Regions from separate parts of the Mus musculus genome. Here all the other regions are linked to region 2. The links are chromatin loops, found by intact Hi-C in ENCODE. Cell type or tissue: left cerebral cortex. All regions are shown on one strand.

Region 1 (4,000 bases), 620 kb after region 2:
CAAGAAGGAATTTAGTGGTGAGTTCTCTTTCCTTCCTTCCTTCCTTCCTTCCTTCCTTCCTTCCTTCCTTCCTTCCTTCCTTCCTTCCTTCCTTCTTTCCTCCCTCTTTCCCTTCCTCCCTCCCTCCTTCCCTCCCTCCATCCCTCCCTACCTCTGTTCTTTCCTACCTTCCTCCTTCCCTCCCTTCCTCCCTCCCTTTCTTTTAATTCCTCTTCTCTCCCTCCCCTTCCCTCCTCTCTGAGACAGGATTACGTGTAGCCCAGGCTACCTCTTGGTTCTTTTGACTCTCCATCCCAAGTGCTGGGAACATGCATGAGACCCTCTACTTGGTGTTAAAGGGTGCTGAAGCTCGAACCCACAGCTTGGTGGGTGCATGGCAAAGACTTCAGGGACTAAGCAGCCCCTCCTTCCAGCACGAGTCTTTTAAAAAAAGTTACTCTCCCTTTCATGGCCAGCCTAGACTTTTAGGAGTTTTGCAGTGGGTGCTTCCATACCTTGTTAAGGTCTAAACAGGATCTCCTGCTTTCCCAGGAGTAAGAGTCTAACCTGGGTCCAGGACCTTCATTTTCCATAGGCTCAGAAAGTCACTGCATTCTGAGGTGTGTGTGTGTGTGTGTGTGTGTGTGTGTGTGTGTGTGTGTGTGTGTGTGTGTATAGCACCAGGGAATGTTAACATCTTTTCTACAATCTCCTTAGCCTCACTCACAATTCCCAGGGAATTCTCCATCCGTTCTTGGTTTCCCTCATTTCATTGCCCAGAGTTCTTCTAACCCATTTCCCTGGCCTCTGGCCCTCTACCCTCACCTAAGTACATCTTCAAAGGCCAGGAAGCTGAACAAGCTAAGCTTCCCAGGCTCTTTGGAAGTCCTATTGCCTTTAGCTTAGATGTTCTGTAGATTCAACCCAACCATGCATATCTTTTAGATTTATTTTATTTTACACACACACACACACACACACACACACACACACACACACACACACACCCACACCCCAATATGTATTTCTGTATACCATATGCATGCAGTGCCCATCCAGGCCGGAAGGGGTGTCATATTCCCCAGAATTGGAGTTACAAAGGGTTGTGAGCGGCCATATGGGTGCTGGGAATTGAACCGATCCTGGAAGAGGAGCCAGTGCTAAACCACAAAACCATCTCCAGCCCTGCACAGATATGTTAAACTCGTGTCCACCCCGGACCCAGATGCCTTTTTAATTGGACTGAGTTGCAGTCGCTGTGGTCTTGAAAGCTTCCTTGGTGATTGAAGTGTAACCTCTTGCCCTGGTTTCTTCCAAGCCTTCAGAGGATGCGGGCTTTAGTGGAGGAGGTCTGTCTCTGGGTGTCTCATCCACTGAGAAACATCCGGGAACACACTGAGGCCGGATTAGAACCAATTACACGTTCAATTTCTTTGCCACCTTTGCCGACAAATTGGCTTTTATGCGATTTATTTTATCTGTTTGTCCATTCCCATCACCGGGGAGCTCCGTGATTGGGTTTGAGACTCCAAGGCTGATTACCCTAAAGCAGTTAGTCTGGGGCCCTGCTTCTGAAGCGAGTCATACTGGACGTGCTTTAGTCTGGATGGCGGCCCGATACAGAGCATTGCATTAGAACATGGCTTGCTGTAAATCATTCTCTCTAAGCAAGCCAAATCGCATAAATGTAATAGCCCTCCGAAAGATGGATGGAACAGGAGCGGGCGCCTCGGCGCCCCGTGACTAAGTGGAAATGGTGCCATCTAGTGGACAGTAAGTAAAGTAGCATGCTGAGCTTCAGCCATGCATCCCTTGATAAAAGCAAGCATCTAGAAAATTTTCCTTGCATCTCTGAAACCGTATTATATAGTCAGTCTCCTGAGGAGCGTCAGAGGGATTCATGTATGAACAGGGAACACAAACCATTGGTTTTCTTATTTAATTAAAAACTTAAAACTTAGGTATGACCCATATGCGATTCATCCCCACCCCCACCCCCACCTTTAAATTGAAGTTTCATATAACCCAGGCTGACCTCAGATTCACTGTGTGGCTGAGGGTGAACCTGACGTCCAAGTCCTCCTGCCTCTGTCTTCCAAGTGTTCTGTTGTTGTTGTTGTTTGGTTTTGAGACAGCAGCTCTCTGGGTAGCCCAGGCTGGCCTCAAACTCGTGATCCTCCTGCCTCAGTCTCTGAAGCAATAGAATTGTGTAGCCCACCACCCTGGGCTCAATCCAGTGGCTTTGATGTCTTGCGTCATCTTATATATTCACCGAACCGTACAACTGCCAACACTAGCTAATTCTGTAACAGCTCAGGGAGGAATGCCTTACCCATGGTAGGTCATTTTCAGTTCTTCCCTCACCATGGCATGCTGCACACTCCTCTCCCTCAGTCTCCGTGGATTTGGGTATTCCACGTGCTTCTTGTGATGGGGACCGTACAGTGTGTGACCTTTTCTTACTTGGTGTTCTACACTCTTCTTTATGGCTGTATCAGGTCCATTGTCTGTGCGTACCACCTGTATTCATCCATCATGGGATTTTTTAGGTTATTTTTTTAAACTTATGTCTGTGGGTGTTTTGCTTGCAGGTATGTTTGTAAGTCTGTGTGCATGTCTGGTACTCACAGAGGCCAGAAGAGGTGAGCTGGTCCTCTAGAACTAGAGTTATAGATGGTTGTGAGCCACCATGTGGGTGTTGGGACTTGAACCTGGGTCCTCTGAAAGAGCAACAAATGCTTGTACCCATGGAACCATCTCTCCAACCCTTGAATTTGGCTTTGGGCTTTATGAATACTGCAGTGAAATCTTATATGTGTTTTAAGGTGTTTATTTAACGTTTTAAAATGAGTGTGTATAAATACTCCTGTGAGTGCATACATGTATATGTAGGTGCTTGAACACATGTCTGCCATTGAGTGTGGAAGCCTGAGAAATTGACCCCAGGAGTCTTCTTTGGTCATTCTCTGTCTTAGTCATTAGTCATGAAGTCAGGGGCTCTCAATTGAACCCAGGTCTCACTGATATGGCTGATATGGCTATCCAGCTGCCTCTACCTCCCCAAAGGGTAGGAGGATTACAGGTAGGCCTCTGTGCCCACCTTAATTGTTTTTTACTTAGTAAAATATATGTAACACAAAAATGTACCATTTTAACCATTTGAGTGCCACTGTTCACTGAGCAATCAATGTGTCTGGGTTTCTAGGATGTTGTCTCAAGCTGAAACTGTGTACTTAATTACTAACCTCCTATTCGCCCACCCCTCGGTGGCTGCCATGCCACACATGCCTCTCTTAGTTTGACAGCTTTAGGTTCCTCATGCCAGTGTAATCGTAGGATCAGTGTCTGAGCTACTTGTAACCTCTGTTCTACTCAGCATGCCATTGCTGTGAAGAGACCCCATACCACAACACCTCATAAAAGAAAGCATTTAATCGGCCTGGCTGACAGAGGTTAAGTCCCTTACCATTACAGTGGGGAGCACGGTGGCTTACAGGCAGACATGGTGCTGGAGAAGTGGCTGAGAGTTCTTCCAGATAAGAGCTCAGTCAGCCACTGGATTCGCAGTCAGCAGGAAGAGAGCGGCTCTGGGTGTGGAATGGGCTTTTTGAAATCTCAAAGCCCATCCCCACAGACACGCTTCCTCCAACAAGGCCACAAATCCTAATCTTTTCAAGTAGTAATACCCCCTGATGACCAGGTATTCCAATTGATGGTCCTATGGATGGGGGGGGGGTATTCTCATTCAAACCTCCATGATGCCTTCAAGGTTCATAGAACACCATGTTCTACCTTGCCGTCTGCTGCTGTGATAAAAACCACCACCACCCAAAACAACCTGTGGAGGAAAGAGTTTACCTCGTTCATATTTTCAGATCACAGTGCATCACCGAGGGAAGTAGAGGCAAGAAGTCAAGCAGGAGCTGAAACAGAAACCACAGAGAAGTACTGCTCATTGGCTTGTTTCCAGGCTAGTGTTTAGTTACACTTCTTATACAGTCCAGGCCCACCGCAGTGAACC
Region 2 (4,000 bases):
TAAGAAAAGAAACTTAGTTACTTGGGCTCTTTACTCTTTGACTGGGGCGTCTCTGACTGGCCTGAGAGGCTCCAAGGAGCTCAGTAACCCTTCATGAGCCAGAGAGAAAGAAATAGGATAAAAAGTAAGCCATGCCCACCCGCGCGCGCACACACACACACACACACACACACACACACACACAAAACCATCAGTTTCATCAATTTCACAAATGCACATGCATAGTTACATACATGCACATATACCTACATATGTGTGTACATGCAGACACATACATACACACACATATTTACAGATATGTACATTTGGCGAATGGAGCAAAGCCACAACAGCCACACTATTTTTTTCCCTCTCAGCCTTTTTATAACTCCTTAGACAAAAGTTCTTTATAAAATTAGCCCACAGATAAAATGTTACACAAAAAGGAGTTACAGAAGGATGTCCGTAGTAAGTTCAAAGCAGTGTTACATTCTATAAGCTCATTATAAGTTCAAAGCAACAGTTTCCCATGGCCTTGCTCTATCATGGTGCATACCTGTGGCTTCATCCTTGCACCTGACCTAGAATGAATGTTTTTCCTTGATCACAATTCTGCCCCAAGCCTGTTTCTCTTTTTTTTCCTGTAATTTATGAAAGCTCATTGTGTTCCTAATTATGCAGCCTTTACTATTCTATGAGGAGTGGGTACATTCTATTCTTGATTCTAACTATATTACATCTTTCTGGCAAAACGACTAAAACCGTCTCCTTAAACTTTCTTCCTAAAATTATTTGAATCAAACCAGGAATTCTATAAAGTCATTAATTCATCTAAACAGCACTAATTTATGAAAGTTCATCTTCATGTTGATCTGCAGGAAATTTGCCCAATTGGGTGGGCTGGTGCCCAGGAATCATTGGGCTATGTAATAGTGATGGGAAAGTCATAACATCGGTGAGAAGCAATCCTGGGATGACGTCTCTGGGGTCCATGCCTGTCAGAGCTCACCTGTCACAGCCATGCAAAGTGGTGGGCCATCCTCAAAAAAAAAAAAAAACCTTACTTGGTTGCCAAGCTTCATGGCTTATGCCACAATTACATATGCCAGTCCCCCCCCCCAAAAAAAAAATCCCCTTAGCTGTGTTTCCTGTCTGCTAAGAATCAAAGAACAGCCTCCACTGAGCCCCCCCCCCCCAGGATAATATTCTACCCAAGCATGTGAGGCTAAAAGCCAGGATGAACCCTCTGAAACAGTGACCTAAAATAAAAGAAAGGAGCTTTTGTTTCTCCAAGTATTTAGCCACAGCAAAGAGCAAAGGAAGTAATGCATATAGGACCACCTGTTTCAAACCAAAGAAGATGCACATGTGAGTTCCATGGGAAAGTCTCTGATGAGCTGAGCCCTTCATTCAAGTCTAATGGGTTTGTGCAAAAAATAAAAAAGAAAGACATATCAATGTCTGTTACATCATTAGTACATCTTATCCCTCCTGCTATAAAACTCCAGTGACTTGTTCTCCAGTGGCTTCATAACTGATGCTGGGAAAACCCACTTGACATGAAGTGCTCTTTACAAAGTGGTATTGCTTCAAAACGGTAACCCTAGGGACTGAAGAGATGTCTCAGTGGTTGTGAGAGCATGCTGCTCTCTTGTGTGCCTGAATTTGATTTCCAGCATCCATGTCGGCTGACTTAAAACCACCTGCAACTCCAGCTCTGGGCCTTCGTGGGCACCTGTACACACACACACACACACACACACACACACACACACACACCTGTGAATATGTAAAAATAAAGATAAATGTAAAAATCCACAATAAATAGGACAGACAGATGGACAGACAGGATAGGATACATAGATAAGAGCTGTAACCCTAGTTTTGCTTATTGCAGTCGGCCAGCCCATCCCACTAGTTTCATGCTTGCTACTACCCACATATGCATGAGTTGCTTCTCTGGAGATCCCTAAGTGATGTACCAACATCCTACTAAAATCATCTTGGGATGCCACAGACCCACTTAGGCCCTGATGCCCTGCTTTCCTTGTAACAAAAATGAGCCAGTCCCATCATCCTATCTCATCCAAAAAGAATCGGCAGTAATCACACAGCCACACGGTGGCGCTCCTGCTCTATCCCAGCGAGCCAGGTTCTCTGGAGAAAAGATCGGATCCAGAGCCGTGTTTGCAGGGGTTTTCAAAGCTAGCAATGAATAAGCAGCTGCAGAGGCATACAATTTAAGCCAAGAAGATTGCTGAGGGCCAGTAAAGGCAAGTTTACAGTCTTTGTGGTCTAGAAAAGTCCCTGTTCAGACGCCGCCTCCCTTGCAGAAGCTAAAAGTAGTCCCACAAATTCCTCCAGGGAAATGGGAAACCCCTGGGCCAGCAGGAAAGGGCGTGGGGGGGGGGGGTGTCATTGTCGAAGTTTGACTATCCCATTTCTCTAATTCTCCCTACAGTAAAAGACAGCTGTGCCTTGCTGTGTTTTCTTTCTTTCTCGATCATCGAGGTTGCTCTAAAGACTGAGGTCGCCCAAACCCAAGATCTGTAGCCTGCTTACTTGCATGTTTTTGCACACCGGATATGACTCAGGCTGCGCCCAGGATGTCTGCTGCCCACAATCCTTTGGGGGACAGGATCTGTCTGTGCCTCTGTGCAACCGTTTGGTTTATCTGCTGGCCGTCAGAACTCTACCCTGTCATTTAAGCCCCGAACTTAGCCACAGGTCTCAAAACGTCTTAATTCATGGGTTTCTCTAAGTCACGTGATCTCAGTATGAACGGTTTAAAATGCCTTCAGGTTTTTACATTTCTGCTTTTAATGAGGAAACAAACAGAACCAGATACAGGAGTAAGGTCAATGCCAGAGTTAGAAGCCATGGCTTCTGGGGCTGAAGGCGTGGCTTAGTGGGTGAAGCACTTGGTGTTCCTCATGCGCACCTGAGTTCGGATTCTCCAGCACCCATGTAAGCTGGGCATTGAATTGGCATGGCCCATGATTCTCGGGGGGGGGGGGTGCGGGGGGGTACAGATGAGAAGATCCCTGGATCTTACTAACCAGCCAGTTTGGTTGGAACAGTGACTTTCAGGCTCAGTTAGAGACCCTTTTTCAAATACTAAGGTGGACTCATAGGCATCTTGCTACATCAGTCATAAAGGAATATTTTGGAAGAATCAAAGCCAGAGGTCAGGGAGGACCGGAGCAAATGTGTGTTCCGGACACGGTAGGACCACTGCACTGGTGAACTCACAGCAGCTGTGGTTGCCTGTACAAGACCTGCACAGGACCACGACAGTCAGCATTGCAGCATGGAGGGACTCACAAGCCTACCACTTACTAAGGAGCATGGGCAATAGATGGCTTCTGGGAGTGACAGACTCCATTTTTCTTTAAGGGTGTGGCCTCTGAGAGGTTGCCTAAGTTCCAGTGGATTGCCCATACCCATGAGTATGTGGGCAGCTCAAACTGCAACCAGTGGCTAAAAACAAGAACTTGGGAAGAGTTAGGGGAAGGAGTGAAGGGTGATCAAAATACATTGTATGCATGGATGGATTCTCACAAAAGAAATAAAAGTATTGTGTTTTCTAAAGGTAGGGAAGATTAAAGGTTAAAAGGAACACATTTGATGTCAAACACCGGCGTGCAAGGGCACACACATACACACACAAAGGCATATATATTCATGCACACACACATGCATATGCATATGCTCATATGCACACATATATACATGCATATATATGTTCTGGGGGCCAGCTCTGGAGCTCTGGTTCTCTCTTGAAGGTAGTGAGGTGTGTGGTGCTGGAGAGTGTTGGCAGGGGCAAGACTTGATCTTGCGAGAGAGTAGGGTTGCTTTCTATAATAGCATTTACCTATCTTGATTTTAAGTTACTCTGAGGGCAGAAGCTGCAGGCCTCTGGACCTATTGATACTTGTTGCTAACAGAGATGACTAGTGACTAGGTAAAGGATTTATTGCTAGAGCTCCCTTCTCTGGCCAGGCATCCAGGAGCCCCTTAC
Region 3 (4,000 bases), 410 kb after region 2:
GAAGGAAGGAAGGAAGGAAGGAAACAAGCAAAATTTGGTGCCAGACTTGGTAGCATGCACTTATAATTCCAGAACCCAGGAGACAAATTCAAGAAGATCATGAGTTCAAGGACACCCTGCTCTACACAGTGAATTACAAAGTGGAGGTAGCACCAGGCAGTGAGGTCCCTGGGGAGCACTTTGGGTCCTGTCACCTACAAGAGTAAAAATGAATTCAGCTGCCTGCCCACCATAGTCTCTTATCCCTGCTCCATGTGTCTCCAACATTGCAATGGCTCTGAGCACCCCAGCCCTGAACACTAAGCTCTGACAGACAGAAAGGTGTTGCTGTTCCTGGTGGTGGCTCACGCCCGTAACGCCAGCACATGGGAGGCTGAGGCAAGACTGTCACAAGTTCCAAGTCAGTCTTCAAAAAGAAAGCATAATCAATCAAACTAAAATAAAAAATTCAGGAGTCACGATAGGGGCTAAAAAGACAGCGAAGAGTGAAGCATTTGCAGCACGGCTTGAGTTTAACCACAGAAGCCCACTGTGACCTCAGTCCTTGGGTGGGGGAGTGCGGCTCAGCTGCCCGCTGGTCGAGCTGAAAGAGCAAACCCCTGGCTCAGTGAGAGACCCTGCCTCAAAAGAATAAGGCGGGAAATAAATCAAGGTACCCGATCCTGACCTCTGACATCCACACACCCAAGCACGGGAGAGCCCACCTTTACACATGTGCACCCCCACAAATGCACAATGGATCATCAAAGTCCCTTTTCTAAACGTGTATTATTTTGGTACAAGAGAGATGGCTCAGCAAATAAAAGCACTGGCTGCTCTTCCAGAGGACCCAGGTTCGAGTCCCACCACCAACACAGCACCTCACAACAAACGGTAACTCCAGTCCCAAGGCATCCAATGTCCTCTTCCGTCCTCTGAGGGCAGCAGGCAGAGATGCAGTGCACGGGCATACATGCAGGCAAAATACCTACACGCATTAAAAGAATACATTTCCATTGTATTTTATGCATACGAGTGTTGTGCCTGAGTGTCTGTCTGTGTGTGGCTTGCGTACAGTGTCTGCAGAAGCCAGAAGACCTTGTCAGATGCCCTGGAACTGTTGTTGCAGACACTGTGAGCATCTATGTTGGTGCTCAGAATGGAACCTGGGTCCTCTGGTAGGGCAGCCAGTGCTCTTAACCACTGAGCAATCTCTCCAGACCCTCACCAAAGTAATTTTCAGATCATAGGTGTGAAAGTCAGGCAAGATCAGGCAGTTGCCAATGCATTAATTAACTGATTTTTTTTTCCATGATGACTCTCTTCAGCTCATTACTTTCTGTCCTTGTATTTAGACCATGTCCTTTCTGTACAAAGGTAGGATGTGTGCCTCTGTCTAGTTGCTAAGGTTATGTGCCCTTTTGAGACAAATGTGTGTGTTTATACTATGTTTCCAAACCCTTTAGCAATTTATCTCTTTTTTTTTTTTGAAGCAGGGTCTTATATAGCCCAGGCTAGTCTTCGACTGCCTATATAGCAGGGGATAACCTTAACCTTTTGATTCTCCAGCTGCCACATCAGTGCTGGGGTTATAGACATAGTTACTGTGCCCAGTTTTAGGGAGTGTTGGGGATTAAACCCAAGGCCTGGTGTATGCTAGGCAGGTACTCTACCAAGTGAGCCGTGGTCCCAGCACACAGAGTTATCGTTTTCACTCCCAGCAGTACATAGCTTCAGGACATTATTATATCTGGGGATCAAATGGAAAATACATCGCAAGTCTGAGTTTCAATCGGCTAAATTCAAGTCGCTTCCAGGTATATATTACACATAGATTCTGTATTCTGTCCAAAATAAACTAAAAATCAAAATCATCAGAATTCAGTTTCTCTCTTCCTCCCTCCCTCCCTCCCTCTCTCCCTCCCTCTGACTTGTCTGGGATGGCCTTGAACTCACTATCCAGCCAAGGACAGCCTTGAACTTCGGATCCTCCTGCCTCCATCTCTCAAGTGCCAGGGTTACAGACCAGTACTACCATGTCCGGCATGATTCTTACTTTTAAAAGCTCCCACATTCTGGAGTTCATTGATAAGCCATCCCGTGATTAGAAGCCACTGCTTTGAAGCTTTAAACAGTCATCAAACCCAGCTCATACGAAGGCAATTCTAACACATTACAGGCTGCGCCACTCCTCGAGATACACAGAACACAGAGGATTGGGCGGCTGTCCTCTACAGATGTGTCTCTAACACAGGTCTGCCATATCCAATAGGTGGGCCAGCCACCAAGGCACACTAGGTCCCCCTGGTGTTCATTTTTATAATGATTCTAACCACACAAGGCTAACAGTTTGAGTTTTCATGCAAAAACAAAAAACAAAACAAACAAAAACCCTATGCATTAAAAGCCAGATTCAAATGACGTCAGTGCACTTGGATCCCTTCCAGGGGAATTTAGACAGCAAGTCTGGCGCCCCAGAACGTATCGCCAACGAGTATTGAGAGCGAACACAACCCGGGCCATGCGTGTGTGTCACATATATTCACCTTTCCTGCCACTCAGGAAGACAAACAGGTTAAGGACCCTAGCAACTTTTTTCCTTAGGATCAAAGATGAAGTCCCTCCTCTCCCCTGACTGTTAGTCCTGTCTTTGTGAATGAACTCCTGCTGTGTAGTACCCACAGCACAGTGAGCTCACTCTGACCCCTCTTCTAAACTACGCCAACCTATGCTGTCTGCAAATCCCATCAGGACTACTGTCTGTCTGTCTGTCTGTCTGTCTGTTTGCTTGTGGTTTTATTTCTCTGGGAGGTGTTATTGAGACAAGGTCCACGTAGCTCAGGGTAGCCTCAAACTTGCTACGAGGCAAGGATGACCTTGAACTAATCCCCTCGCCTCTGCCTCCTAAGCCCCGGGATTACAGGCTTGTTGCCCTGACACCTGGCTCTTCTTTCTAAATATATCCAGGATCCGACTGAATTGCCATCCCTGCTTCTCTCTCTGAGCCAAGCTAAGGTCATCTCAACTGCATTATAACAATGATCTTCCAGCAACACCCTGACACCTCCTAAAATTCCCACACAGCAGCCATAGTGATCCTTTCAGAGCACACACTAACCACAACTCTTCAAGGATGAACCCTAGATAAGCCACATGGTGCTATTACTTTCTCCTCTGGTACAACTATGCCGACCACTGATCAATTCCCCCATCCCCACTCCTTGTTTCCTGGGGTGTTTAAACTGCACGTACGCCCGTGCACCACATACATGCAGTGCCCGAAGAGGCCAGAAGAGGGTATCGGACTCTCTGTTCCTGGAGTTACAGAGGGTTGGGAGCCGCCATGTGTCCACTGAGCCATCTCTCCCTTCAGTATGAATATGCTATATCCTTTTAATTTGCTTGATTCCAAATTTCAGCCCTAAGGAGGCATTCCTAACTGTCCTGTTAAAAAGGATATTTGGGACTGGGGGGCATGGCTCAGTTGGTATGAGGCTCACCTAGCATGCAGGAAGCCCAGAGTTCAATCCCCAGTGTTGCATAAAACCAGACGTGATGGTACATTCGTGTAGGGCGAAGAGTTAAGGCCATCCTTGACTACAGCAAGTTCGAGGTTTCCTGGACCACGTGAGACCCTGGCTCAACCCCCAATTTGCTTCTATTCTTTTACTCTGACTATACCATAAGAGCATTGGTTTCTTCCTCTACTTTCTCTCTCTTCCTCTAAAAAAACACTAGGGAAGACTTTTCTTTTTTTGTCTCTGCTATATCCTGAAGGGTTTGACAAGACCTAGCACATAGCCCCTGGTATTAAAACATTATTAAGAGACTAAACCATGTGAATGAGTGAGGTTTATTATCTTTCACTGATTGACAAACCCCTTTGTTATATGAGTTTTTAAAAATGGTATCTAGGGTCTGGAGAGATGGCTCAGCAGTTAAGAGCACTGCTTGCTCTTCCAGAGGTCCTGAGTTCAATCCTCAGCAACCTAATGGTGGCTCACAACCATCTATAATGGGA
Region 4 (4,000 bases), 140 kb after region 2:
GATGGATTTCCAGTGGGAAACTGAAGCCAACAACAGGTCATGGAAAACCATTTGGAATAGCTTCAGCATTCATTGAAAATATGTAGCTGAGGCTAGTTAAGGGAACCTGGGAGCCCAGACATAGAGAAGCAGAGAAGCAGAGCTCATATCTGAAAAAGAAAGAGATTTTGGAGAACACCTTGAAAACAGCAGCTGGGTGACCAATGGTACTCTCTTGCCCTGACTTCACATTCACTTCATCTCTGACTTCCATGCCCTTGACCTTTCTAAGGTATGTACGTTCAGATAACCTTCAAGCAAGTTAGAAAGAGCATTTACTCTACTGGAGCCAGATGAAAATGTCTGCCGAGGAGGCATGAGCCCATTGGCTGGGGATAATCAAAGTCACGGGGCTTACGGCATCTTTATCAGTCTAGAAACATGCAAGAGCTTCTTATCGTCGATAAGGCACCATTGATCATTACCTGGCTTTTTAGTCTATGGGCCGTGATGCCTAATTAGACAAAGCAAAAGTTGCAAAGTCTCTCAGAAACTGACCGCCTGTTAGAATTTAATGCTAGATTTAAAAAAAAAAAAAATAAGTCCAAGCCCCACAGGTCTCTTAAAGGCTCTGACCTCGTCCGGCTCCTGGGAATTGGCTGCGGATGCTGGGTCTTGAGGTTTCCTAGTTGGACTCAGTCTTAAGGAATCTAGTCCTTTTCTCTGGTGTTTTGTATTTCCAGTGTTTTTCTGTGGTTTGCCGTTGTTTGTTTGTTTGTTTCAAACCATAACGAGTCTCCAATCTGATCTAGTGCTTTACAAGAAACCAGAAGTACTCGCTACAGCCAAACCCTGTCTCATAGTTGTCTGGCATGAGTTAGGGATATTCTGAGCACTATGTATACTTGAACTCATTTTAAGCCTCACGATGAGCTCATGGAGTAAATTCTCATTGCAGGATGCTTAGGCAATAACTCAATTAGTAATCTTCTTGCTGTGCAAACACAAGACTACTCTCCAAGACCCACATGAAAATCAAGCTAGTGTGCTGGCAGACGATTGTAATCCCAGCAATAGGGAGGCAGAGACTGGACGGTCTCTAGGGTTCACTGGCCGGTCAATCTGGTCCCAGAGAAAAAACCTGCCTTAAAAGCATCAGTGTGGATCAGTGGCTCCTGAAGACTAACACTCAAGGTTGACATCTGATCTCCCCAAGCACACACACACACACACACACACGGGCACACACACGGGCACACACACGGGCACACACACGGGCACACACGGGCACACACACGGGCACACACACACACGGGCACACACACACACACACACACACACACACACACACGGTCACACACACGCACTTCTATCTAAAGATGAGAGGACAGCAGCTGCCACAAGAAATAGTTGACCAACTGCCGGGAAAACTCCAGTGTTAACCCACAAGCTACAGTGTCTCAGAATGGAGACTCCAGCAAGAACCTGGAGATCCTTAACCAATGAAATTAGCATACATAGGCGCTTTGTTGCCCAGGCAGGCAACAGCTGGGGGGAAACAGTCTTTTCCTGAACATTCTCCAGGGTGGGGCCACCTCTCCAGGCAGACTCGCATTTACTATGCTCCCAAATTATAAAACAGAGAAAGCCAAGGTTTCAGGGCTGCCCTCCCCTGATCCTCAGAAGGAAGGAACACGGGGTGGAGAAGTGTAAATGACCTCACAGGATATCAGGAGAAAGCCTAAGTAAGCGGGTCCTCCAGTGATTCATTTGGGTGGACTACTTTCACACCAAGCTACATTCAAGAGTTCGGAGTGGGGTCATTTGGGGCCCCTCCCTCCCTGCCATTTCCTCTTTTCAAAGTACTGGAAGATTTGGAGTCAAACTCCATCCAAACAGGAAATCACCCAGGTTCTAGGTTAAGGGGAGTGGGAGGGGCTCTTATTTTTTAAAGGGCAAGCTATTTTTGTGCACCACGTGAGTATCTTCAGAGCAAGTGCCTACTATGTGCTGGTTGCTATGAATCCAGTTTATGCCCTGCAGCGAGTATGCTGAGAAATGAAATCCAAACCCCCAGACACACATCTGGCAAAGCTTACAGAAGAAAGGCTTTTAAGGGTTTGCATTGTCCCCCCCCAAAAAAAAAAACCCTAAAAATGGAAATGAAAGGCTCAAGTCCACCTCTCTTGGGCTCACCAGGATGTGTATGAAGAGCCCTGAGCAAGGAAAGTGGGGACAAAGAGGAGGAGCCGGAGGAGAGGATTGATGACAAGGTGGAAGGGCAGAGCCGGCAGCAAAGGGATTGGGAGTTTGGCTGGCAAGCTATGCCAGAGGCAGGTGCCAGCTAAGAGTGGGCGGAGGTGCGGGCGCCAGGCCAATCCAGGCAGCGGGGAGGCTCCGCGTTACCTCTGCCTCTAGGAGTCTAGGCGCAAAGACAAGCTCGCCCTGAGTCGCCCCTGCTTTGTCAACTCTGCGTTCCCTCCGCTCCTGCCAGCCCGGGGCACAGGAGTCCCTGCCGCCTGCAGGAGGAGCCGCTGGATCTGTCTCAGCAGCTGCGGAGAGACAGCATCCTTGGAAGAGACGCCCCGGGCTACGCAGTCTCTCCAGCCTCCTCCTAGGGGGCGAGAGCTCCTTTGCGCTCCCTCCAGTGATCGCCCTCTACACGGCCACCAGAGCCAGCACTCCTCCACGGGACCTCCCCACCTGAGCGGTCCCTGGCAGAGGGGGTCACAGGGCAAAGAGACTCAAATAACAACCGGGTAGCCAGGGAACCCCAACCCTGCCTCTCTACTGGGCAAGAAAAGACGACGCTGTCAACACTGTGAGCTTCCTGCACGCGGTCCCCAAGTTCAGGGAAGACACCCTTCCAGGAAGAGCTAATCCCCTGTGTGAGCATTCCAGCCTCCTCCGGACTCCAGGAGCTTCTTCCGTCTGCACCCCAAGTGTTTCCCGGGTGTCCGCTTGGGCCATGCCCGGGCTGCGCAGGGACCGCCTGCTGGCCCTGCTGCTCCTGGGCGCGCTCTTCTCCGCCGACCTCTACTTCCACCTCTGGCCGCAAGTGCAGCGCCAGCTCCGGCCGGGCGAGCGCCCCGCCGCCTGCCCGTGCTCTGGCCGCGCCCCCTCCGCGTCTCTACACTCAGCCGCAGCCTCCCGAGACCTTGGCACAGCCTCGCACAACTTTTCAGGAGCTTTGCCCCGGGTTGAGCATCCCAGCCGCGGCCACCCTGCCCCGCGCTCTAAGCTGCAGGCCCTCTTCGCCCACTCGCTCTACCAAGTCCTGGAGGATCCGCCTCTCCTGGGACCCGAAGACTGGCTCCTGGCCAGCCAGGAGGCGCTGCGGTATTACCGGAGGAAGGTGGCCCGCTGGAACAGGTGAGAACCCTTCCGAGGAACCCCAGCACCGGACTCCCTAGCATGACCCTCCAGGTCCTGGCTACCCATGTCCACTCCCACCCTGGGCTGTGGGAACTTCACTCTGCCGTCACAGCCTGGCACTAGGCTTCGATCCCCATCTGGACGCCCACCAGCTGTAGCAGGCCTTAGATTTCTGAGCAACAGCAAAGAAATGCTCCCAGCCACTCCCCTCGAGTTCCTGGGTTCTCTAGCCAGTCAGTTTCCTGGTCCCAATGCTTTCTCGGGCCTCTTTCGCGCTGTCCTGCTGTGGACAGCTGCTCTGGGCCTGCTGTTTTCCAGAATGAACTTTGCAAACAGAGAGCAGGGCTGGCGACACTCAGCTCTGCTCTTTGGTCAGATCTGACTGTCATATCCCAAAGACCCAGTTTCCCCCCCCCCCCCCCCCCCCGTCCCTGTCCCTCTGCTCAGGGTTGGAGACCAAAGAGGTCAGCTGGAGCAAACTCTGATACGGCCAATCCCTGTTGCTCATTAAACAGGGCCTGTCGGGTGTTTAGGCAATGTTCCAAACTGAAGGCAATTTATCATCTTTTATTATTGTGATGATTTGGGCTGAGGCTACTGGAGAGAAAGGGGTTCGGGGTTCGGGGTTCGGGGGCTGGAGGCCTAG
Region 5 (4,000 bases), 190 kb after region 2:
ACCAGCAATGTCACTCAGACTTGTGCATATGTCCAAGGACAGACAGGATGACTGAGAACAGGTAGTATTGTTTTGGTCTTCTGAGATTGGAGTTCATGTACACCAGGCTGGCCCTGAATTCTTGATTCTCCCGCCTCTACTTCCCAAGTGCCTGGATTAAGGCACGAGTCACCATGCTGGTCTTGTAGTGGATGGTTCTGATTCATCCTAGCACCCCACGTTATGGGCACACAACCCCAGAACCCAGTTTGCGAAATAACCTTGCCTCTATTCACCCTAGAGCCTTGCCAGTCCCAGACACTACCCTGCAAGACATAGGTCTGCAACCCTCACGAGCATGCCCCTCCTCCAATGTGTAAGGATGAGAACTATAGCTCTCAAGAGACAAAACCACATCATCTTGTGGTTTAGACTTCTTCCAAAATGTATAGCATCACACCCATTTGTGAAGTCAAATTTGCTGGGTGCTGTGACTCATTCCAGCAAATCCCCACCCTTGAGTGGCTGAAACAAAGAGTGTAGAGTTGAAGGCTGGGCTGGGCTGGGCTGGGCTGGGCTACAGGAGAAAAAACAGCAAAGTCAACTCTTTACCAGAGAAAACTGGTTCTAAAGACTTCCCTCTCAAGAAGGCCCTTTTGTGAGGCGCAGCTTCCTGCAGCAACATCAACTGTTTCTTCTCTTCTCCCATGTCTGGGAAGCACAAGGAAGCCACACTGAAGATTGGGGGCTGGGGGGGACAGGCACTGTCAGATCAAAGAAAGGATGGTTTGGGGCTCTCAGCCAGCCTGGCTCGGGCGAGCTGCAGTCCATCTCCAACATGGCCTCCCTGATGCAGACCAGTCTCTCGAGACTCTGAAATCTGCTTTACATTTCAAAACCAAAGTAACTCGGCTTGATTCTATGATGGATAACTATATAGGCTACTTTTAACTATCTGTTTTTCTAACAACAACAACATAAAGCTAAGAGCAGCATTTTTCAAAAGCACCAGAAGACAAAAACATTCCATTCTCAGAGTGTGGAGTTCTTACAGCTTACGCACTCTGAATCATTGCTCAACTTCCCATGGGGAAAAAAAATATTCTGAGTCTATGTGAAAACTTTCCATGTTACCACTGGCAAGCAAATAAAAAAACCAAGACTGTGTGAACTGGTAGGGATCAGTTTGGAGGGATATGCCACAGCATTCTCCAAATGCTGGACCTATCTAAGGATAAGTCAATTCTCTTATAGGGAGCAATTCTGTCCTATTAAACTCCTGGCCTCTTAACTGGTAAATTATTACTGCCCCTAGGAGAAGTATGAGGTCAGGTTCTTAGGATTCTCTAGTCTAACTTCACTGACCCATTACTACAGAATCTCATCTTGTGTGGTAAAGATCATGTCTTTACATTGCTGGTTCTTTAACACTGCATCTGTCTACTGCTGCACGTTCACAGTAAGAGACAGCTTTCTCAAACTCAGGAACGCGAGTCAGCCCATGAGCACTATCCTGGGAGGCCTTCTAAATACCGAGTGACCTCATCAACAGCAGGCACGAGGGCCCCCACACAAGCGTGGTGCAGGAGGCCCCCAGGTGACATGGCCACAGATGAGGTGAGGCAGACCTCACTCAGCCTCGGGTGGGAAGGCAAGGGATAATCACGTTTTTCTCTGCGAGTGCAGCTCAGGTCCCAGAGGGCTTCTGGTGTGGCAGTCTCGGGGTCACACTTACATTGTACCAAGTAGGGAGACACGCAAATGCAGGATCTGCAGACTGAGAAACAGCTGCGACTCATCTGAGGTTGGCAAAGCTGAGCATAAAGAAAAAGCTCTCCATCTAGTGGTGACTTTTTTAAAATCACAAAGCTACTTCTTGTTCTTACAGGGACTCATGATGATGTCACAGTTCTAAAGTTATGCCAAGAAACAAATTTTAGCTGTGTATGTACACAAAAATGATGGTTTCTACAGAAATACCCCAAATGTAAGAAGGGAGAGATTTGTGTTTCCCCTTGGCAGATGTGATGGAGGGCAAATTAAATGGTTAGCATGGTTTTGGTCCACCCGGAAGTGCACTGGCAGGGCTTTGCCAAAGTTCACAAAGGGTCCAAATCTTTGAGGTTGGAGACAAAGTGACGCCACTGCCATTGTGCTAATTCAATTTCAGAATGTCAACACAACAGTAAACTGCATCCTGGGCCAAGTTTTAAAAGAAGGACATGCAGCTGGTGAGAGGAAGGGACTTCTGAACCTGGCCAGGCAGAGCTTAAGCAGCAGAACTCAGCCACTCTCCAGCACTAACTCCAGCTTCCCTGCGTGTGAAGATCCCAGTTATCACCAGAGTAACTCATGTGCTCACTCTTCAAACTCCAGGAAGAAACAGAAACAAATCTTGATGTGTAAGATCCTCAAGCAGCTACAGGTGGATCTTGTAAAACCAGGAGTCCAATCCAGTCTGTGAAGCCCTAAGGCACACAGACAGGTCTGTCCTGTGAAAACAACGCCATGGCTTTGGACAGAACCTTCCCCTTCCAGAGCTTGTTAGTGAGTCTGTCCCACACCCATAAAAGCAAGGTTTTGAAATCCACCCTTTGACAAACTGAATTGGAATGTATTTTAAAAAAAAATAAATACATTACTTTTTCAAAATTCTAATCCCAAAATTCACTTTCATTCTTTCCCACTGAAATTTTGGGGAAAAACAGAGGAAGAAAAGGAAGAAAGGAAGAAAAACTGATTCGTTTAAGAATTTAAATTATTTCATCTTTTTTATTCTGTGACCTACCATTGAGACAGTCTGTAACAAAAGAACAGCGATTAGATTAGCACAGAGTATATCAGACTAGTGTCCAGGAAACAGCAACTGTCCCTTTGGCCAGCTCTGCTTTCTCAGCAGATTGCTTAAATTCGCCCACCCATCCAGAGACAATGGTGCCAAGAGTCCACAAAGACACAGTATGCCAACCACGACTTCTGACTGATATTTAAATTGCACAAAGATAAAGCTTTAAATGTGGTAATTTTTAAATTTAGACTTATCTTGAAAAGTCTAAGAGTAAAACGACAAAAGGGCGTAACTTGTAAGCTAGCATGGAACTCTTAGAAAGCAGGTGTTTATCTCCGTACAGACCAAGGGGGTATATACACATGAAATGCATTTTATGGCGTTCTACATCATTCACATACATACATTTTTGGCATTTAAACAAATATCAAATTAAGCTTTAAGCTAGTAACATAATTTTTATTTTTTTAAATATAAAAAAAGATAGCCAACCACAAAGTAAGTACAGAAAACCCTCATTTAATATAGATTATGGAAGTTTTAGATATGGCAACAAGGTAGCTTTCTATCCCATGCTAAAACCTAAATGAAACTTTTTCCCAAATTAGTAACAATCTAGAAGCTTTTCAATCTACCAAGAAAAAAATCTACCATAACCAACAATTTAAGTTAACTGGGAAAGGGAGGGAGGGAATTATTAATCAGAACCACTTGCACACACATGAAAACGCAGTCACTCCCAAATAGAACCCGACATTATACAGAAATCACAAGATAAGTGTGCCTCGTTACGAACTGTGAATTTTGTTTAAAAAATAACAGTAATAAAAATAAACTGTTGGGTTATCACTGGAATAATGTAACACATAAGGCTGGAAAATACTGAAATACAGTCAAGAACACAAGTTTACTTTAAACACACACACACAAACAAAAAACAATAAAGAAAGTTTACCAGAGAAATTCAAGGTTAGACAGGAAAAGGCAGGACTCAGCGGGGTGGCCTTTCAGACCACAACACGGTCACACCCCACCACTGTTCCTAACAGAAACCCAGGGGACAGACCCAGCTTCCTGCTTCTGGACACCTGACCGCCATCCACCTTCAGCAGCACTGCCTCCATCCCCTTCTCTCTGGAGCTTGCTCTATTTGTCTATTCTCAGTAATTCCAACGCCCTAGTCTGTAACTGAGGGCAGATCACACGAGTTAACCACGGTTAACTCCCCAGAGT
Region 6 (4,000 bases), 530 kb after region 2:
TTACAGGTTTGTGCTATCATCCCTAGCTAAGAGGATGTTATTAACTACTAGGACCGTGGGTACCACCTGATACAACTGCTTCCTCCTACATGCCTAAGGGCTTTTCTTGTACAGTCCTTGGTTGTTTTTATCGTTTGTTCTTATTATTTATTTATTTATTTTTAATTTTTTATTTTTGGTTTTTCAAGACAGGGTTTCTCTGTGTAGCCCTGGCTGTCCTGGAACTCACTTTGTAGACCAGGCTGGCCTTGAACTCAGAAATCCGCCTGTCTCTGCCTATTTTTGTTTTTAAGATGGGGTCTTAATATGCTTCCCAGACGGCCCTGGGTCCTATTGATTCTCTTCAATTTCTTGAGTAGCTAGGATTCCAAGTGGGTGTCTCTATGCCCTGCTTTTTAACTAATCTCGATAGCATTAATATTCAAGAGCTAGATGATCAAAAAGTTCTAAAAACAAAAACCAAACCCCATAATCTCAGTACTTAGGAGGATGACTGGAAGCCTGGGCTATATAGTGACATTCTGCTTCAAAAGCCATCAAAGAAACAACAGAGTTTAGAGGGTCTCATTATAAGTGGGAAATTCTAGCAAATAAATCAGTTGGGGCCGTTGGGGTGGAAAGAGGGAACGTGGGCAAAGTAAAAGAATGGGGTTGCACCCCCCCCCTCTCTCTCACACACACACACACACTATCAGATTTAAAGTGATTTTGAAATGACATTGCTTAACCCATCCAATGGGGTTCAAGTTTGAATTCAAGGACATTTGATAACCTGGGTGAAGCGGTATTTCCCCAGCTGTGGGGATAGCAGGTCAGTGGCTGAGCTGGACGCTCCAACTCATGACTGTCTGCCAAGTCATCTCCCTGTGAGTCAACCCGGCTTCTGAGTCGGCTTTCTAGGCTGTTATTCCAGCCCTGTAACGACGTGCAAAGAGGCCTGGGGCTGGGTAGGAACTTGGCTCTTGCACTGGAGTGGGACCCATATAAACCAAGGGATATCCATTTCCTGGGAAAATGTCCACCAACCCTCTTCTCACATCAGCTGTGTCTGCCCTACACAGCTCAAGTACTCAGCCCTGGCAATGAAAAGTGGGCATATGGTTGGTCTACGGCTAACAATCCTAGGCTCAGACCTGCGGAATTCCCATTGTGTCTGAGATCTAGCTAGTGTTACAAACTGTGGGCATTCCTATACCACTATTAATGGTTTTAATATTAATAATAGTGACAACTCAGATTTACTGAATCTTTACCTATTTATCTCCCCCTAATAACTCTATAAGTTTGTCATTAACTAGCTTTATTTTATTTTATTTTATTTTATTTTATTTTATTGTTGTTGTTGTTAGTTTGTTTGAGACAGGGTCTTAAATAGCCCAGGTTAGATTTAAGCTCCTTATGGAGCTGAGGTTGGTTTTCAGTCCCTGTCCTTCCTGTCTCCAACTTTCAATTACTGGAATACAGATATACATCAATATGGTCAGCTGACTATTTTGTCGTATTGGAATTAAGGCGCAGAGAGGTTAATTATCCCATATCTCACAGACTGTTGGTAAAAAGCAGCTGAGATTTAACCTCAAGTTAAATGATGGCGGAACTCCAACAGTCCTCATATTAGTGTGTGTGTGTGTGTGTGTGTGTGTGTGTGTGTGTTTCCCAAAGGGGCTTGGGAGTGTGGCTTCGTTGATGAGTATGAACTTAGCATGCAAGAGACTCTAGGTTCAATCTCCCTAGTACCAGGTAAGGCGGGAGGTGGTGTGAGGGTGGGGTTCGGCTGCGGTGAGGTGTAGGATGAGTTCCAAGCGCTAAAGGACAAATATTACTAGGAATTCAGCACGTTCCAGGCATTTTTCTGTTCAGGAATACGTTTTCTCCGTGAGCTTAAAAAACAGGACCAAACGAAGCCTTCTTCGCGCAGCTATTATCTGTGATCCTTGCTGGAGCTCCTCCACCCAGGTAGTAAATCCAGGGGTCCAGGGCCAGCAGGGAGGTGAGCCATCCCGCCAGTCAGGTGTCATTTCCATATCCTGACTTTTCTCAGTTTAGAAGAGGATGCAAACTATTAGGGAGTTTAAGTAATGGCTAACAGTTACTCAGTGACTTAGGGACAGGCTCACCAGGGAGCCAGAGTCAGTTCACATATCGCTTTCACTTTCTCTGACTTCAGTGGTGGGGCTCAACTTTCAATCCTCTGGACTATTTTGTTTCCTTACAGGGTCCAGGTGGAGCCAGATGCCGCCCCCTGGTGGTACTTTGAGTCTGTGCTAGGCATGCTAAAGTGAGCTCGGCGCTGCCAGCTGATTGGCTGGCGTGGGTTCCAAGTGCTTTGCAAGTGCAGATGCTATGGGCCCCAGGCGGCAGCCACAGCCCTGCCCCTCGGGGTTCGTTTTGGCTTGTGAACTCGGGGGGGGGGGGGGGGTGTTTCCCGTTTCTCTCCTATTCGTGTTGTGGTCGTGAATTCATCCAGGATCCGGGAGGATGGTTGGATACCTACTGCGAGGTCCTCACCTGGCCCTCCTGGCAGGTGGGCGGGGATCCACTCCGTGGAGTGTCCAAGGAAGACTGGGTAAGGGCAAGGGGCATCCCTCTGGGTCGGTCCTCCCTGTCTGGTGTGATGCTCGATAACACTGTGTAAGTATCCAAAGGTGCCTCTTGGCCCTAAAGAATCAGGACCTGCTGGGTAGAATGTGGGAGAAACAGAGCCTGCCACCAGCCTCAAAGATGGGAACTCTGAAACCCACGTGTTAATTTCATAGCACCCATATGTTACCCATATTTGAGAGTAAAAACATGGTTAATACCTTGACCACAATACCCACATAGCTCAGAAGGCCATGGTCACCATCTTCCTCTGGCTGGATCAACTTGTTTGGGTTTGAGTCTAAAGGGTTTGAGTCTAAAGGTCAGGTCCTCGCACCAACCTCATCCTGTGCTGTTTCCTCTTAGACAGTTAACCCGTGTGCTCACGGACCAGTGAGAAGTGAAAGGCTTGTAACTGCTTTCTTAAAGACATCCCAGGCTAACGTGACCCATCTAAGACAGCTTAAAGGTGCCCAGCCTCGAGTGATGTAGACTGATGGTGGACTAGGTCCCACCACAAAGACCCTCAGGTGTCCCTTGTCTAATGTGATGTGTTTGTGGGTGAGCCAGGCTCTGTGGGCCAGCTAGCTGCAGAGCTGAAGGTAGGCAGTATAGATAGATACCTTTAGCATCTGCCCAGATGTGACACCAACCCCCACTCCCGGTGCCCCAGGAACAGGACTGTGATGCATCCAGATTGCCAAGGAGGGTCAACCTGCAAATGAGCTTAAACGGAGCTACTGGAGCAATCTAAAGCTTCCCACCGTGTTAGCTGGCCTTTGGTTTTTTGATACAGGGTTTCTCTGTGTAGCCCTGGCTGTCCTGGAACTCACTCTGTAGATCAGGCTGGCCTCGAACTCAGAAATCCACCTGCCTCTGCCTCCCAAGTGCTGGGATTAAAGGCGTGCGCCACTACTGCCCGGCTGCTGTGCATTTCCTACTGTTTACTTGTTTGTTCCCCATGGCTTGTCCAGCTTGCTTTTTTATACTACCTAGCACCACCTGCCCAGGGGTGGTACCACTCATAGTGGACTGGGCTCACCCACATCAATCGCCCATCAAGAAAAAGCCACACCATTATACCCACAAGCCAATCTCAGTGGAAATCCCTTCCTTCCGGGTGGTCTCAGTTTCTATCAAGTTGACAACGCAAACGAGCCCAGGTGCCATGGTGGATGCTCCAAGGATAGAGGTAGTGCTTATGGGTAGATACTTCCTTTATCCTGTGTGGAGCGCCAAGAATGGATTCAGAAAGGGCTGAGCGGAGGCTTTACTGGGTGCTCCTGACGGACGTGAGGGTATTGTGAAGTCAGGGAAGGTGACATGAAGGAGAACCATGAATGTTCCAAGAGACCTGTTCCAGGTCAGTTCTTGCTTGGAACCACATAGCTGTGTCCCGTGGACAGTACAGTTTCTGAAG
Region 7 (4,000 bases), 540 kb after region 2:
GTATAGGATGGCCTGCTGCATCAGCAAAGACCAATTCATTGTGATCGGGTTAGGTTCTGCCCCCAGGCCTCAGGAGCCACACTCAGGAGTTCCTGTGGCCTCAGTCTGTGAATTGTATCTTGGGTATTCTGAGATTTGGGGCTAATATCCACTTATCAGTGAGTGTTTACCATGCATGTTCTTTTGTGATTGGGTTACTTCACTCAGGGTGATATTTTCTAGTTCCAGCCATTTGTGACAGCAGATGCTGGCAAGGATGTGGAGAAAGAGGAACACCCCTCCCCAATTGTTGGTGGGATTGCAAGCTGGTACAACCACTCTGGATATCAGTTTGGCGGTTCCTCAGAAAATTGAACATAGTACTACCTGAGGATTCAGCAATACCACTTCTGGGCATATACCCAAAGATGCTCCAACATATAACAAGGACACTTGTTCCACTATGTTCATAGCACCCTTATTTATGATAGGCAGAAGATGGAAAGAACCAAGATGTCCTTCAACAGAGGAATGGATACAGAAAATGTGGTACATTTACACAATGGAGTACTATTCAGCTATTAAAAACAATGACTTCTGTCATCATTTTTAAGCATGCCGTTGCTGCTGATGCTCTGCAACTTGGTAGTTCCCATTCTCTCTGCAGGAACAGAAGCTGGATAGGACCTTGGAGCATGCTCAACCACACCTCTTATTTTACTGATGAAGAGCCCAAGACTTGGAGCAGGTTAGTGGCATCACCAATGTCACACATCAATGAACAGCAGACCCTGTGTTTAATCTGTTGTGTCTGGATCTTTTCTCGTCAATGATGCTTGTATTTTGCTTGATGGCTGCCATCCGAGGACTTCCTGCCTCACTTTTTTTTTTCCTTACCCAGAAATGTGAATAGTTCTCACCTCAGATTGCCAGTTGTTGCTTCTGATTTTCAAGCTGAAGTACTCAAGTCTGACCACCATCTTCAGTCTGTGGTTTTCTCCCACTTGCCCCCACCACTGAGGTGACAGGAAGGAATGAAGGTGTTGGCCTTGACTCCGTGGTTGGCTTTCTCTGACGCTTAGCAGCTTCAGACTCTAGTCCGTCCCGGGCTCATGGTGGACCCAGGAGACTGCACCTGTTTTCTGGAAGGACACTAATCGTCACCTTCCTTAGGGTGACTGTGTTTCTCTTAGTCTCTGTCACTCATGGAGATGGCAATGCTGAGGCCACAGGAACTCCTGAGTGTGGCTCCTGAGGCCTGGGGGCAGAACCTAACCCGATCACAATGAATTGGTCTTTGCTTAGTGATGCAGCAGGCCATCCCTTACACTGAGAGGTACTGTAATGATAACTAATGCTATGGACCAACTTGATTAGGCAAGCGGATGACAAAATAGCTGAAGGGAAAATACTTTTGGTGTATTGTTATGCACAGTCTGGAAAAGGATCTACAGATGCCATATTTTCAGTCCCGGAATGAGTGAGTTTATTAAGTATAAGCAAGAAAAAGTAAAAGACTAAATGACAAGCGATAGGTAGTAAAATGTCATCAAATTGGGCTTTCACTTTGTCTCCTCTATATCCACCTCCAGACACTCCAAACCACCCAGCTTTTGCACAGTTGCCTCTGCATCTCCAACTTTGCTGTTGAGGCTCCCTCTGCTGGAAGGCTCTGTGTCATCTTTCCGTCGCTACTTGCTTCCTACCCTTCCCTTCCTGTCCCCTTTCTTAATGACAGGATCTCAGGCCAGGGAGGTCTTTAGATTACTATGTAGCAGGTCCTTCCAACCTTCCTGTTTCTTCCTCATGAGCTTGCCTGCTGCTGGGATTATCAGTGTGTGCTACCACATTCAGCTAGCTCTTGTATTTCAGACTAGTCCCAAGCATCATTTTTCTTCAGCTGTTGTTGAGTTGCTTCCATTCAGAGCCAAACCATCCCTGCTGTGCATGGGGAGGTAGGTTGCACTTTGATTTTAGGGGGTTCCTTGAGCTTCCAGTAAGCATTACACTGTTGTGTAGACCTTTAGTGTAATGCTGAACATTTGCATTCCTTGTGGGAGTCTGCAGTCTTGGTTTATGGCATGCGCACTGTGCCTTTATGGTTATCTCCCAGTGAAACTGAGGCCCAAGATACTGAAAACCTTTCATATAGACATTTCACAATTATGTGACCCATCGGCCAGGGGTTGAGTTGTATCCTGCCTGATTCCACTGAGCAAAGACTCTTGGAAGCTTGTATTCAACATGGCTTCTAGATGGTCCTGTGTGCCTTTCCTCACTGTTGAGTTTGCTTTGTGCCCTTCCACAGTGACATCATAGCCACATGAATGACTCTATGCTGAATCCTCCATAAAAGTCACGGAGCTGGCTTGTCTTGGGACTCTCCACTGCACGTACCACACACCTCACGCAGATTTCTCACATCAAATTCTCACACTTTCCAGTACATTTATTTATGACTCACTTTGTCACAAAGGGTGGGTCTGTTCTATCCACCCTTGTCACTCCTCAGTTAGCAGGACACTGGGTTCTGCTGCTCAGCAGAGGACAGGCTCCCATTTACACAGACTAGGAATCACCTCCAGAAGCCACAGTTGCCACTGAAAGTTGCCCTGGAAGGATGTTAGAAAAGGAACCTGACATCAGTGCAGATTTGGGCATCTCCTTGAGCCCTTGTGGCAGCTGTCTGTCTATCAAGACATCTTCCCTCCAGGTGCTGACTCTGATACAATGAGATCCATATCAGGCATATTTGGAAGCCAGCCTGGCTTAAATGTCTCATTCCCCAGCCTATCAATTTCTTCTTTTTTTGGAGGCAGGGTCTCACTGTCTGGCCTTAAACTTACAGAGGTCTGTCTGCCTTTGCCACCTAAGTGCTGGAATTAAAGGCATTGTGTCACAGTGGCCAGCCACCCATATTGTTTTGGTAACCACCATATGGGCACAACTTCCACAGATTATATCCTTACACCTATCAAGATGGCCAAAGTCTTTGGCTTTGGGGGGGATGATACTTATTTGTATGCATGCATAGATATATGCACATGCACACACATATGCCCAAGCATTCATGTGATCATAGGACAACATGTAAGAATCTGTTCTATTACATTGGTTCCTGGGATTGAACTCAGCATGCCAGGCTTAATGGCAAGTGCCTTTATCCACCGAGCTGTCCTGCTGACCCAGACATGGCTTCTTGCCAGAAAGTATAGTTCTCCCACTGTACTGGCTGGTTTTGTGTGTCAACAGAGAAAGGAGCCCCCCTTGAGGAAATGTCTCCATGAGATCCAGCTGTAAGGCATTGTCTCAATTAGTGATCAAGGATGGGAGGGCCCACCATGGGTGGTGCCATCCCTGGGCTGGTAGTCCTGGGTTCTATAAGAAAGCAAGCTGAGCAAGCCAGGGGAAGCAATCTGGTAAGCAGCATCCCTCCATGGCTTCTGCATCAGCTCCTACCTCTAGGTTCCTACCCTGTGTGAGTTCCAGTCTTAACTTCCTTTGGCAATGAGCAGCAATGTGGAAGTGTAAGCTGAATAAACCCTCTCCTCCCCAACTTGCTTCTTGGTCAGATGTTTTGTGCAGCAATAGAAACCCTGACTAAGACACACAGTGAAATGCAGTTGACCGATTGTGCCATGAGTAGTCTGCTTGGCAACAGAATTGACATGTATCGATAGCCCTACACCATATACACATGTGTATATGGGGAACACTAACTGAAGTCTGTGAATTGAAGGGGAAGAAGAGGAGGAGGAGGAGGAGGGAAAAGAGGGAGAAGAGGAAGAAGAGGGAGAAGAAGAGGGAGAAGAAGAGGGAGAAGAGGGAGGAGGAGGAGGAGAAGAAGAGGAAGAGGAGGAAGATGAAGAGGAGGAGGAAGAGGAGGAGAAGAAGAGAAGAGGGAGAAGAGGGAGGAGAAGAAGGAGGAGGAGGAGAAGGAGGAGGAGGAGGAGGAGGAGGAGGAGGAGGAAGAAGAAGAAGAAGAAGAAGAAGAAGAAGAAGAAGAAGAAGAAGAAGAAGA

What was found. Peaks named below come from ENCODE experiments on the same cell type or tissue, not always from the same donor. Only the 100,000 strongest peaks of a DNase experiment are listed, where the experiment ranks them.
Region 1: a loop joins it to region 2, with 4 times the contacts of the local background. A loop is called at or near these places in 17 of 42 quality-filtered maps.
Region 3: a loop joins it to region 2, with 14 times the contacts of the local background. A loop is called at or near these places in 34 of 42 quality-filtered maps.
Region 4: a loop joins it to region 2, with 6 times the contacts of the local background. A loop is called at or near these places in 6 of 42 quality-filtered maps.
Region 5: it touches region 2 in a loop (8-fold over the local background); 38 of 42 quality-filtered maps call a loop at or near these places.
Region 6: a loop joins it to region 2, with 5 times the contacts of the local background. A loop is called at or near these places in 7 of 42 quality-filtered maps.
Region 7: a loop joins it to region 2, with 4 times the contacts of the local background. A loop is called at or near these places in 16 of 42 quality-filtered maps.

What each region holds. Positions count from the first base shown.
Region 1 is chr11:109,242,470-109,246,469 of GRCm38, reverse strand. Rgs9 (regulator of G-protein signaling 9) reads left to right here. Exons shown (of 19, transcript NM_011268.2): 13 at 1-17. Among named protein-coding and RNA genes, the nearest start is that of Gm39440, 25 kb to the right of the region's middle. In left cerebral cortex, a CTCF peak has its summit at 1,742 (motif pointing left); a DNase peak (open chromatin) is centred at 1,640; H3K4me3 peaks cover 316 bases.
Region 2 is chr11:109,858,918-109,862,917 of GRCm38, reverse strand. No RefSeq gene overlaps it. Among named protein-coding and RNA genes, the nearest start is that of 1700023C21Rik, 15 kb to the right of the region's middle. In left cerebral cortex, a CTCF peak has its summit at 2,109 (motif pointing right); DNase peaks (open chromatin) are centred at 2,119 and 2,572; H3K4me3 peaks cover 227 bases; H3K27ac peaks cover 686 bases.
Region 3 is chr11:109,444,069-109,448,068 of GRCm38, reverse strand. All of the region lies in intron 1 of Gm45916 (predicted gene, 45916), which reads right to left. Among named protein-coding and RNA genes, the nearest start is that of Gm45916, 6.0 kb to the right of the region's middle. In left cerebral cortex, CTCF peaks have their summits at 2,298 (motif pointing left) and 3,254 (motif pointing right); DNase peaks (open chromatin) are centred at 2,286 and 3,319.
Region 4 is chr11:109,720,663-109,724,662 of GRCm38, reverse strand. Fam20a (family with sequence similarity 20, member A) reads left to right here and starts at 2,425. Exons shown (of 11, transcript NM_153782.2): 1 at 2,425-3,351. The coding sequence starts at 2,948. In left cerebral cortex, a CTCF peak has its summit at 2,466; DNase peaks (open chromatin) are centred at 2,404, 3,124 and 3,510; H3K4me3 peaks cover 2,029 bases; H3K27ac peaks cover 1,895 bases.
Region 5 is chr11:109,668,383-109,672,382 of GRCm38, reverse strand. It overlaps Prkar1a (protein kinase, cAMP dependent regulatory, type I, alpha), which reads right to left. Exons shown (of 11, transcript NM_001373913.1): 11 at 2,720-4,000. It also overlaps a transcript of Fam20a not described here. Among named protein-coding and RNA genes, the nearest start is that of Gm39443, 16 kb to the right of the region's middle. In left cerebral cortex, a CTCF peak has its summit at 1,821; DNase peaks (open chromatin) are centred at 476, 1,807 and 2,093; H3K27ac peaks cover 1,545 bases.
Region 6 is chr11:109,329,772-109,333,771 of GRCm38, reverse strand. No RefSeq gene overlaps it. Among named protein-coding and RNA genes, the nearest start is that of 1600015H23Rik, 12 kb to the left of the region's middle. In left cerebral cortex, a CTCF peak has its summit at 2,235 (motif pointing left); a DNase peak (open chromatin) is centred at 2,247; H3K4me3 peaks cover 830 bases.
Region 7 is chr11:109,314,747-109,318,746 of GRCm38, reverse strand. No RefSeq gene overlaps it. Among named protein-coding and RNA genes, the nearest start is that of Gm39441, 19 kb to the right of the region's middle. In left cerebral cortex, a CTCF peak has its summit at 1,641 (motif pointing left); a DNase peak (open chromatin) is centred at 1,640.